Regions from separate parts of the Homo sapiens genome. Here region 2 is linked to region 1. Evidence: read pairs that join two places in POLR2A ChIA-PET (ENCODE). Cell type or tissue: Panc1. All regions are shown on one strand.

Region 1 (2,500 bases):
TTTCCTCAATTTGTACAATGACTAAAAATAAAAAATTGGGAATTTTGGAAAAAGACGTTAGACCTAGAAGGTAATTCTTCTCTTTGCCTTTAAAGGTTCTGGGAGGGCCTTTAAGGGTCAGATCCTTTTGACCTTGATCCTCAGGAGGATCTGGGAAGAGAAGTAGAGATAGTTCTTGCATGAACCTGCCTCACACTAGGCCCCTTGGATCTGCCAGGTGAGGGTCACTCTCATCTGTCTGTCACATACCTGGGCTCTAGCTGCATTCTCTGCTTTGTCTTGGAGTCCATGTAAAACAAAGTTTCAGAGATATTGTTTCTCCTGCAGATTCTGGGAGAAAGATGAGATTTTTTTTCTTTTTTCTTTTTTTTTACTTTTATTATAGGTTCAGGGGTACATATGCAGATAAAGTCATGTCATGAGGTTTGTGGTACATATGATTTCTTCACCTGGGTACTAAGCGTAGTACCCAATAGTTATTTTCTCTGCTCCTATCTCACCTTTCACCCTCCAACCTCAAGTAGGCTTCTGTGTGTGTTGTTCCCCTATTGGTGTCCATGAGTCTCATCATTTAGTTCACAATTATAAGTGAGAACATGCAGTATTTGGTTTTCTGTTCCTGCATTAGTTTGCTAAAAATAATGGCCTCCAGCTCCATCCATGTTCCTGCAAAAGACATGAACTCATTCTTTTTTAGGGCTTCATAGTATTCCATTGTGTATATGTATCACATTATCTGTATCCAATCTGTCCTTGATGGCATTTGGGTTCATTCTGTGTCTTTGCTATTGTGCACAGTGTTGCAATGAACATTCATATGCATATGTCTTTAAGGCAGAATAATTTCTATTCTTCTGTGTATACAGTAGTGTATACACCATTCCCAGTAATGGGATTGCGGGGTTTAATGGTAGTTCTGTTATAAGCTCTTTGAGGAATCACCACACTGCTTTCCACAATGGGTGAGCTAATTTACACCACCGCCAATAATCTGTAAGTGCTCCTTTTTCTCCACACCCTTGCCAGCATCTGTCCTTTTTTGACTTTTTAAGAAGAGCCATTCTGACTGGTGTGAGATGGTATCTCATTGTAGTTTTGATTTGCATTTCTCTAATGTTCAGTGATATTGAGCTTTTATTATATACTTGTTGGCCACCTGTATGTGTACTTTTGAGAAGCGTCCCCTGTCTCTACTAAAAATACAAAATATTAGCCGGGCCGGTGGCGGGCGCCTATAGTCCCAGCTACTCAGGAGGCTGAGGCAGGAGAATGGCATGAATGCGGGAGGGAGAGCTTGCAGTGAGCCAAGATCATGCCACTGCATTCCAGCCTGGGGGACAGAGTGAGACTTCATCTCAAAAAAAAAAGAAAAGAAAAGAAAAGAAAAGTATCTGTTCTCTGTTCTTGTCTTTTCTCGCCTTTTGTTGTTGTTTTAAGACAGGTCTCACTCTGACATTCAGGCTGGAGTGGTGTGGCTCCATCTTGGCTCACTGCAACCTCTGGCTCCTGGGCTCAGGTGATCCTCCCAGCTCAGTATCCTGAGTAGCTGGTACTGCATACCAGCTGTGCAGACCTCACCTAAGGGACCAGTACCCCCGTAGTCTGTATTCCTCTTCCCCACACTTATTGGAAAGAGACACCTACAGATCATACATTCTGCCTTTAAATTGTTCTTTTTGCCTTTAAAGATTCTGGGACAGCACTGCCCTTGATCCTCAGGATGATCCGGGGGGGAGGTAGAGAACGTCCTTGCATGAACCTGCCCCATGCTAAGCCCTTTGGCTCTACCAGGTGAGGGCTGCTCTCATCTGTCTGTCCCACACCTGGACTCTAGCAATACTCTCTCCTTTCTCTTGATGTCCATGTGAATCAAAGTTTCAGAGACACTGTTTCTCCTGCAGATTCCAGAAGAAAGGTGACATTGGTTTTTTTCTTTGTTTTTTAAACGTTTATTTTATGTTCAGGGGTACATATGCAGGGAAACTCGTGTCATGGGGTTTGCGGTAAAGATTATTTCACATCCAGGTACTAAGCCTAGTACCCAATAGTTATTTTTTCTGCTCCTGTCTCACCTTTTACCCTCCACCCTTAAGTAGGTCTCAGTGTGTGTTGTTTCCCTCTTGGTATCCATGGGCCTCATCATTTAGCTCACACTTCTAAGTGAGAACATGCAGTATTTTGTTTTTCATTTCCACATTGGTTCACTAAGGTTAATGACCTCCAACTCCATCCATGTTCCTGCAAAAGTCATAATCTCATTCTTTTTTGAGGCTGCATAGTATTCTATGGTGTATATGTACCACATTTTCTCTATCCAGTCTGTCCTTTATGAGCTATTAGGTTGAGTCCATGTTTTTGCTATTGTGCATACTGTTGTAATAAACATTCATGTGCACGTTTTTATGGTAGAATGATTTATATTCTTCTGGGTATATACTCAGTGATGGGATAGCTGGGTTGAATGGTAGTTCTATTTTAGCCATTCGAGGAACCATCACAT
Region 2 (2,500 bases), 140 kb before region 1:
GTGCCTCAGCCTTTTGAGTAGCTGGGATTACAGGCATGCGCCACCACGCCCAGCTAATTTTTTGTATTTTTAGTAGAGACAGGGTTTCACTATGTTGGCCAGGCTGGTCTTGAACTCCTGGCCTCAAACTGTCCGCCTGCCTGGGTCTCCCAAAGTGCTGGGATTACAGGCATGAGCTATGGCGCGTGGCCTGGCACTGTATTGTCTCCATGTCTTACAGATGAAGTTTTCAAGACCCCTATGAACCTTCCTTACTAGGGTCGAGAGTGGCAGCAACATTGCCTATCTCTCCATATGCGATACTTGAGGGGAGTGACCGGCACTTCCCTGGTCACCATCTGATGGATTGTGTGCTTTCTGAACAAATAGAGGGTGCTTTCTCCTTGAGGCAGGGCCCAGGGTTTAAGAGTCATCAGCTCAGTGCTCATTTAACATTTATTGAGCCCATACTTTGTGCCAGATGTTGTGCAGGGTTTTGGGGATGCGGTGGTGACCAAAACAGTTAAAAATCCCTGCCCATTTGGAGCTTGATCTTAGTGGGGGAGGCAGGTGGTAATAATATTAAAAATGCCATGTGTGATAATTGATTTGAAGGGAAATAAAGCAGGGTAAGGGTACTGTGGCCAAAGTAGGCCCTTCTGGGGAACTAACATTTTATCAGAGACCAGAATGCAGTGAAGGAGCGAGTGAGCCATGCACATGTCTGCAGGAGCCAGGCAGTGGGAACAGCACGTGGTAAAGATTTAGAAGCTGGACTGTGTATGCTTGGTGGGGAAGAGCATGGGGCCCAGCATAAAGAGAATGAAGTCAGGGAAGTCAGCACAGGCCAGATCCTTAGGATGATGATACTCAATGTGGGCTGCACCTTGGAGTCACCTGGAGAGCTTTAGGGGAAGACCTTGCGCCCAGAACAATGAAATCAGAATTTAAAGCCTAAAGATTTTAGGCTTTGATTTCAGGCTTTGTAAGCCAGGGAAAGGACTTTTTATTTCATTTTGGATGTGGTGGAAAACCATTGGAGGGATTTGGGCAAGGGCATGATGAGATCTTACTTGCTGTTTTAAAAATAGCATGTATTAGCTGCTGTGTGAAAAGTGGACTGTAGAGGGAGTAGAAGATTAAAAGTAAACAACTTTTGGTTGTTTGGGAGTTTTGAAAATGAAACCGTTCATTTTTAAAGATTAAATTAGGAATGGCTGTTAAAAGACACATTTTTTATCTTTAATACCATTAAGGTGCATGAAGGGTTCGTAGGACAAGATCATAATGTATCTTTACAAAAAACATGAGCAAGGCTGGGCGCGCTGGCTCACGCCTGTAATCCCAGCACTTTGGGAGGCTGAGGCGGGCGGATCAAGAGGTCAGGAGATTGAGACCATCCTGGCTAACACGGTGAAACCCCTTCTCTACTAAAAATACAAAAAAATTAGCCGGGCATGGTGGTGGGCGCCTGTAGTCCCAGCTACTGGGGAGGCTGAGGCAGGAGAAAGGCGTGAACCTGGGAGGTGGAGCTTGCAGTGAGCCGAGATCGTGTCACTGCACTCCAGCCTGGGTGACAGAGTGAGACTCCGTCTCAAAAAAAAAAAAAAGCAAGCTTATGATTGAATAGATTACATCATGTGAGAATGTGAGATAATTTTAAACCACTAGTTTTCCAACTATTTTTTTTAACTTGTGTGATTTAGTACTTCTGAGTTTTTGAAACCAAATCAGAGAAAATATTGAATCTGTTAGCACCAGAGTTCTGTTTTAAACGTTGTTTTGTGCTAATGGTGTTTGTTGTCCTGAACTGGTAAGAATAAAGCCTGTCTGAGTCTGTTATTTCTTAAACATTTCGATCTTACTGACAAGTCGCAAACTACTTGTAAAGTGCAGCCTATCCTTAAATGACAGTTTGTTCTGCTTTTTCTTGTTTTTCCCCTGAGCTGAGAGGGACTTCTTTAAGCTTGGAAGCAGGGAGATGAGTTAGGGCTGACATCATCCTGTATTCCCCTCTGTTTTGGGGCTGGGGTTGACACTTTTCTTCCAGCTCCAAGGTCAGGAGTGGGAGAGTATGAAGACGTTTGCAGAGTCTAGGGGGCCCTGTTGTCACAGCATGTGCTCGTATGCAGGGCTCACTCTTCACAGTAATTAATATTGACATGGAATGAATTCTGTGAATCTGCTATGCAACCAAGGAAACCAGGATATTAACAGTAACCTACATCTATTCATGTACTCCTCCCCTATCCCAACCCCATATTAATATCTCCTTCCCATTCACCAATATCATGAGTTTTACATTTCTCATTCCCTTGCTCCTTTTCTTGGGCAGTATGATTGTGGCTGGGTGTGGTGCCTGACACCTGTAATCCCAGCACTTCAGGAGGCCAAGGCAGGAGGATCACTTGAGCCAGGAGCTGGAGACTAGCCTGGGCAACATAGTGAGACCCCCATCTCTACACTATGGGAGTAGTGGCACACACCTGTAATCTAGCTACTTCAGAGACCGAGGCAGGAG

The links. Peaks named below come from ENCODE experiments on the same cell type or tissue, not always from the same donor. Only the 100,000 strongest peaks of a DNase experiment are listed, where the experiment ranks them.
Region 2: POLR2A ChIA-PET joins it to region 1 with 8 read pairs; 2 of 35 experiments call an interaction of 5 or more read pairs at or near these places.

What each region holds. Positions count from the first base shown.
Region 1 is chr19:39,701,650-39,704,149 of GRCh38, reverse strand. No RefSeq gene overlaps it. Among named protein-coding and RNA genes, the nearest start is that of LGALS14, 1.6 kb to the left of the region's middle. In Panc1, no CTCF peak of the experiment used is centred here; no DNase peak of the experiment used is centred here; H3K27me3 peaks cover 2,028 bases.
Region 2 is chr19:39,841,179-39,843,678 of GRCh38, reverse strand. The region is part of intron 1 of FBL (fibrillarin); the gene reads left to right. Among named protein-coding and RNA genes, the nearest start is that of FBL, 4.0 kb to the left of the region's middle. In Panc1, no CTCF peak of the experiment used is centred here; a DNase peak (open chromatin) is centred at 1,074; H3K27ac peaks cover 2,065 bases.